2 separate regions of the Homo sapiens genome follow, and region 1 is linked to region 2. Evidence: chromatin contacts called from ENCODE Hi-C or POLR2A ChIA-PET data. All regions are on one chromosome and are shown on one strand. The core of a region is the stretch at or near the end of the contact, and the rest is flanking DNA. Distances in the headings are between cores, read along the strand shown.

Region 1 (3,943 bases), core at 425-2,924, 2.1 Mb before region 2:
AGGGACATTACTCCTAATATCACAGTGGGTGTACACCTGGTGTGTACACCCGTTGGTATTATTCATAATATCTTAGAAGGCTATTACTCCTAATATCACAGTAAATGTACACCAGCGTGTATATCTGGTGATATTATTCATAATATCTTAGGAAGATATTTTTTATAATATCACAGTGGAGGTACACCCTGTTATATTATTCTTAATATCTTTGGGGAATGTTCTTCCTAATATCACAGTGGATGTACACCCTGTCATATTATTCGTAATATCTTAGGGGGACATTACTACGAATACCTCACGGTGTGTACACCCTGTAATATTATTCATAATATCTTAGGGAGATATTACTCCTAATATCACAGTGGGTGCACACTCTGTGAAATCATTCATAATATCTTAGAAGGATGTTACTCCTAATATTAAAGTGGGTGTACACCCTGTGTTATTATTCATAATATCTTAGGGGGATATTATTCCTAATAATACAGTTTGTGTACAACTTGTGTGTATGCCCTGTGATATTATTTGTAATGTATTAGTTGCTTATTACTCCTAATATCACAGTGGGTGTACACCTTGTGATATTATTTGTAATATCTTAGTGAGATATTACTCCTAATATCACCAATGTTGTACACCCTGTGTCATTATTCGTAATATATTAGGGGAATATTACTCCTAATATTCCAGTGGGTGTACACTCGGTTTGTACACCATGTGACATTATTTGTAATATCTTATGGGGATATTACTCCTAATATCATAGTGGATGTACACCTGTTGTGTACATCCTGTGACATTATTTGGAATATCTTATGGGGATATTGCTCCTAATATCACAGTGGGTGTGATATTATACCCTGTGATATTATTCATAATATCCTAGGGGGAATTTACTCCTAATATCACAGTGGATGTACACCGTGTGATATTTTTCATAGTATTTCAGGGGAATATTACTCCTAATATTATCTTTTATAAGGATATAATTTACCATAGTCATTTGCTAATCATGATCAGGGCAGGCAATGAGAGCAGTTTACTGGAACCAAGACTTCGCTAACCTCAACAGTCTTTAAAACCATGTGAAAAATGAGGAAGCGAGAGAATAGCTTTAGACTGAAGGCTCACAAGGAGGAACAGTGAAAATGAAGAGCCCAGATGAGCCATCCCAGCCACAAAGGAATGTTTATCTCTACAGTTAGTGGTGAAACACATTCGAGAATATTCTCATAAGTAAATGCTTCATTTTCACTCTCAATGTCTTATTTTCAGAAATATTTCTTATTAAAATGAAACACTTAAAAGGTATTTTTCAATGCTGTTTCTCATTGTACTTTTATGTATTGCCCCAAATGTTTCACATTCAGAATGAAAACGACCTGTGGCATGACTTCCTGTGAGACTTTTGTATTCTCAGCAGTAAGCGTCCAATATTTATAACTATAATTTTCCATTTTCAAAGGTCCCTTCTCTCATCAACTGCCATTTGGACATATGGTTTTCTTTGAAGTCCAATCCTCTGGTGATGTAACTTCAACAATGAGGGTTGTTTTCCTCAAAAGTTTTTAATTTTCATATGTCAACCTTCTCACTTTCTGCCCTAACTTCACAGTCATCTGTAGCTGTGCTAAGACATCAAGGCATACTTTTGAGGAAGTATTGGGTGACTACACCCTAAAGATGGAAGGAACTAGCAGTTACAGGAAAACTCAGCACCAAATCATATTATTGCTCAGCTACAGGAATTCAAAAGGACAAAAATGCATAATGCAAGTGCGTTATGGCCTACGTTTAGGTAACAACTGATAAAGTTCTCATTTGCTTTGGAAAAGAGTAAGTATTGTCCCCACCTGTGCCATCTGCTCCACAATCATCCAACAGTGCTTGTGGCCACAGAGATGTAAAACAACAGAATCCAAATGTTATGGAGCCATATGCTTAATTATTTCAAAAAAAGCTCTCAATAAAAGATAAGATTTTAATTCTTATTATCAAAATCAAATATGTACCAATTCAACTCAGCTGGAAAATTTCACATGAAACCAATTTTTCAACTAATTTTAAACAACTCTACTTAAATGAAATTAATTCAAAAATATAAAACCTGGGTTATAGTCCTGAATTTGGACGTATTATCTGACAGTTCCTTATTTTTCAGATAAAACGTGTTCCTGGAATCTTCAGGAGAATGTATGTTCCCATAGAAACCGTGCTATATTTAGGGATTGCTTGTCTAACAAAGGACAAACTAAGAAATAAGTTAGATGTGACCAAGAGTGGAGTATAAAAATAAAAATCAGCTACAATTTGGAACTATGACCAACACAAACTTTAATTGTTCACATTGATGATATTACGATTTCAAAGTACTAAAATCTGTACATATTGCATTTGCAACACAGCTAGAAGAATGCAGGTGTTTCATATATTTTCTTACTATACTCAGAATTCAGCACTTTTTTCTTGGGTAGTGCCAAGATTTTAAAGAAAACTAACAATTCCTTAATACGAGAGCTCAGAAATAATTTACTCCAGAATAATATAATTCTCTTATTTAAGAGATGAAGCCACCCCAATTCGGAGTTTAGGAATTTACCACAAGGCCACAGGGCTACTTAGGGAGAAGATAAAGATGAAAACCAGGGTTTGTGTTCCAAGTCTTTATTTCCACTGCCCCATGATGTACACATGGCAAGGAATTTGAGATAGTCTCTGGCAGACACATTAACTATCTATGGCTTCATTTTCCACCTTCTTTTTGCTATCTGGAATCTTATTTTTGAGTTGGAACTTAACCTTTAAGTAGAAGTTTATTTTTAAATCCTAGAGAATTAAAATTCTTTAAACATAATTATTTTCCCCCTCTAAACTGTTAAATTAAAACATTAACATAAATGATTAGCCTAATTTCATTTTCAGAAGACAAAGTCAATCTGTCCTCGGCTGAGGCAAGTCCAAAGCAAATGCTGCTGGAGATGCCACCAACTTGCTCACTTCTCCTTTTCCATGGAAGTGCCATTTGAAATGGCCATTGCTGGGCAATCTCTGCTCCTGAAAGAATGGGTGGAGGTCACTTTTCTTCTCTAGAGTCCTTAAATTGCCACTCTGAAGTATTTTTAGGAAAGTGGTAACAAAATCTGCAACTGCCAATTTCCAAACCTGTTTACACTCAAAAGTCATTAGCCAAAAACTTGAGATGCCAGGCTTGGTGCCCTGTTTGATCTAAAAAATCCCAGAGTCTTAGCCAACCTAGAAACTAGGAGTAGTGTGTAGGCTCTTCACACTAGGCACCTACATTCATAAAGTATCTCTCTTTATTCATCTTTCCTTCTCTGCGTATGTGCATGTCTCACTCTGTCTCACTCTTGATTGAATGTATCCATGCTCTGGGATGCTTCCAAAGTGTTAAGATACACAGTGCCCTAAAAAGGCCATCTTTGGAATTTGGAGAACCCTCCAGCTGTAGTGGATTTGAGATGGTCACGTTGGGTGGCAGAGCTGGTTAAGAAAGGAGGATAAACTGAGAATCTCAGAGCCAGGGCATTTCAGTGCTTTCCACTCAGGCTGACTCTCTGGGTTCTGTTGCTAAAGTATTTTACAGGGAAGAAACAGAACCCAGAGAGGTAGCCTGAGGAGAAACCACAAAACGGAGATTTCCCAGCAATGGTACAATAGACCTTTCTTCCATTGAGACATGAGATTTCAAATGAGAAGTGTCCAGATAGGTTATCCCATCCCTGTCTTCCACTTTGCAGATGAGAGATGAAGGCCCACAAAGGACATTCTGTCTCTCTCACTCCTCCCCCAGAGGAAGGTGATCCAAGGCAGCATTTCTGAGCATCCATAGGACCAAGAAAACAAGCATGTTAAAAAAAAAATTATTATCTGGCATTTATTTTCTAGTCTAGATATAGTCTCAAATAATGAAATCATAGTT
Region 2 (3,512 bases), core at 183-2,682:
ATTACATGCATGAACCACTGCGCCCGGCTAAACCATGGCTGTTTTTAAAGCCTGTGCTCATAAACACCTCACTGTCACATGGTCTTCCTCTTGCTACAAGCAGCTGAGCTTAGTATAAGAAAATAGCATTTCTCACACCAGTCTTTCTTTATGGTTAACCAGACCACTAGACCTTCAGACGGCCTTCGTGGGTTGCAGGTTGAGTGTTTGTTGACAGAAAGGGATAAAGAACAAAGTCATAATGCATGTGATATATGGGGAAGTGAAAGAACAACTTTAAGTCCATTTGGTTAAGAATAGGAATATGAACTTATGAGGCCAACCCCACCTGGGGTTTCTGGCGTGGGAAGGGGCTGCCTCATCAGTGCAGGGTCACCCATAAGCAGGCATGGGCACTGGCAGAGCAGGGGCACCAAAAGAATCCCAGTACCATTACATGGGTGATGTTGGCTATTTGATATTTTGAAAAACATCTAAAATGTGTCATTGTAGGAAAAACCAGAACTTTGCTGGACTTCTTTACAGGCATGTGCATGATGGCATTGTTTCCTACATTAAATTACGTATGGAAGCACCATCAACTTTGCAGTGCCCAGAGTCTCTGAAGATCTTAATCTGGCCCTGCCGATCATGGTTGATGGGGCAGTGAACTCATTTCATCTATCATATACTTTCAAATATGTGTGTGTGTGTGTGGGTGGGTGGGGGGTTCCCATTATGTAATAAGAGGTAAATGGGATAAGAACAGTTTCTGTGTAAATCCTTGAGGAATAATAGTGGTCTTTGGGGAAGGTTGGTCTAATTCAGTTATTAACATTGGGGTTAGTGTTCTGAAAAGCTCCTATTCCTCCTTCAACACTTTCCCTGCGGTTACCTTTGTGAAGCTTTCTTTTCCCAGCTCCCTGCTCTTGCTTCCCCCAGCAATTATCAACTCCTCTTCTGTGCCATAGGTATTATATTTATCACATTGCATCATGCTCCCTTTTATTCACTTCTGATTCCCTGTGAGGCTCAGAGCTCCTGGAAATATGTCTCTTGTTCATTATCTTATCTCATTCATCTTTGTATCTAGCACAGTCCCTGAGACCTGCTGGAGGCTCTGAGATTATGCCACAGACAGTTTAAAACCAGACTCTGGAGGCTAGGGGAGTTTCTAAGAAAAAGATGTCCTTTGGTGACTCCGCTTTTAAGACATGTCAGGTGTCTAACACTGGCCCCCCAGCAGGACAGATGAGCTTGATTGCCTCTAGAGCTTCTCATTTCTCCTCACAGCTTTTCTGCTAGGCTGCTCGGTGACTCACAGCAGGAAGAGGAGGCATTGGTGCTAAACTGTCCCCTAACACCTCCTCCACCATGCCCCAAAAAACCAAAAATGACAAAAAAAAAAAAAACTAGCTGAGATACTTTGGGTTGCCGGGCCCATCACTTTCTGCTTTTCAGTTCCTTATTCTGTAGAAGTCATGAGTTGAAATGGGAGACCTAAGTTTCCTTCAGGCTGTAAACTCTCTGAGTCTTTGATACTACTGCTGGGCAATGGTCATCTCATACTCCTGCCCTCCTCCCACTCTGCAGAGCAGATCAGGCCTGGTTCCCAAGGAACAAGACCTGCACCCACCCCAGCCCCTGGGCTGCCCTTCTGTAGCATGTCTTTCCTTGCTGTCTGCCTCTGTGCTCTCCTGCTGTACCTTTCATTCTGTGGATCAAGCCTGCTCTCAATGGCCATTTTAACCAGATTTTATCTCTGTAAAAATGGTAAGTGATAAATTTAGAACATTACATATACCATGATGCTATTTATGTGTTTTATTTTCAACTTCATGTGCTGGCCTTTTGTCTGCTTGCTCTCAGATCCATTCCAGACCATCCTCTATCTGGGCTTTGTATCCTTGGGAACTACATTTTCCAGGCTCATTTCCAGACTGGCTAAGGAGAGCCAGTGACAGACACTGGAGAATGAGAGGAGGGAAGAAGACAGGTTATGTCTCCCTTTCTCCCTGCTTCACATGGTGTCTGATAGGTTTCGTCCATGTCTCCACCTACTGTCAGATAGCCTCTTCCTCTACTGCTCCAGATTTAGCTGGAAGTGCTGCCATGGTCCCAGATTCTTCCAGTTGACCCAAGCTCCTGGGCTCTGGTAACTCTGCTTCCTCCCTCTGTCCCTCCAGCTCCAGGGTTGATAGTGGCTTCCTGCTGTTCTGTGGCCACTGAACTCCCCCACCATCTCTGTTAAATTCCCTCTGCTTGCAATGTCATATCTAGCACTGCTCTGCCTTCTGATTGCACTCTGACTAAAACACTCTGAATGTATGTGCACAATGTATATATGTGCAAAAACACAAATATATGAGTATTCATCTGAATATACATGTATGAAAGCACATAATGTATGAAGATATGTACATGTATGAAAACACACAGAAGAAGATCTAGAAGTTTACACATGAAACTGTTAAGAGTGGAGTGTGTGTCTGGGAAAGGAATGGGACTGGGCTGGTGTGGAGTTGTGAAGGAGGATCGCGGCTTTTTAAAAAGTAGCTTTATTGTGGCATCATTTACATATAAAAGACTATAGCTTTTATATGAGTTTGATTTTTTTTACAATGAACTTGTATTCACATGTTGCTTATATAATATGAAAAATAACTAGTTAAAAATATTAACAGCAGGAGTGGGCAATATATCAAGTGCTTTAGCCTAAGCTGTAATCCATGTAGGGAAAGCTCTGCAGAGATGCTGACATTCATAAATGTTACTATTTACCATGTTCCAGGCACTATGCTAGGCCTTGAAGGGCTATCAATATGGGCATGATCCCTCTCTGTGTTATCTGCAATAATTAAATACACAATTTGTGTCAACCTTTACTCATTATGAAGAAGTAAAGAGGGCAACACCAGGCCTAGTCTAGTCAGTGTAGGCTCCCTTGAGGCCATGACTCACCAGCTAACACCCAAAAGTTGAGTAAAAACAGCTTAGTTACTGGAGGGACATGCACAGGCAGTAGGGGACAGTCAAGCTGAGCTGATGCTGATTGCTTCCCTGGTTCCTGTGCTCAGGGAAGCTGTTCTAACAAGAGAGAGTTCTTTAGAAAGTGTTTCTCATTGGAACCTGGTGGGGGTGTGGGGGTCGCCAGTCTATTGGAAGTGTGTGTAAATTATGGGAGGAGTCTGTGAGGGCTGTCGCCATGCCTCCCACAGTGCTGGACCCACTGTCTGTACCCCAGGTGGCTCTCGCCTGAGAGGGGGAAGCCAGTGGCATGCATCTTGCAGTGATTGACAAGGCTGCTTGGAGGTGGCTCAAAAACTAAGGACACTCTGGAATCAACAATGATGCCAAAGGTGCTGATGTCCATCAACCCCCTCATCCTTTGATAGGAACAACTGACATTTTTCTCAGTCTTTAGTATAGTAGTGTGCAATGTTCAAGACAAGTCCTTTGTTCAGCTTCCATCCATATTTCCAGCCATAAGTTCTCCTTGAAAAGAAATGCTGAACCTTGTGGTTAAAAGGTAC

What was found. Hi-C counts contacts between places; a loop is a spot of excess contacts on that map. ChIA-PET counts read pairs that join two places held with the same protein, here RNA polymerase II (POLR2A). Pooled maps may share reads with other maps.
Region 1: a loop to region 2 is called in a map with no recorded cell type, with 21 times the contacts of the local background. The contact joins two enhancer-like sites. A Hi-C loop is called at or near these places in 3 of 37 single-sample maps with no recorded cell type and 4 of 50 pooled maps. POLR2A ChIA-PET finds 5 or more read pairs at or near these places in 1 of 52 experiments (activated B cell).

Annotation. Positions count from the first base shown.
Region 1 is chr7:37,784,587-37,788,529 of GRCh38, reverse strand. No RefSeq gene overlaps it. Among named protein-coding and RNA genes, the nearest start is that of NME8, 62 kb to the left of the region's middle. Within about 2 kb of position 1,674, at least 3 of the 41 ENCODE cell types and tissues checked have a DNase peak (open chromatin) inside an H3K27ac peak, as active enhancers do.
Region 2 is chr7:35,727,276-35,730,787 of GRCh38, reverse strand. No RefSeq gene overlaps it. Among named protein-coding and RNA genes, the nearest start is that of LINC03013, 13 kb to the right of the region's middle. RefSeq lists enhancers at 246-495, 1,406-1,505, 1,956-2,105. Within about 2 kb of position 1,432, at least 9 of the 41 ENCODE cell types and tissues checked have a DNase peak (open chromatin) inside an H3K27ac peak, as active enhancers do.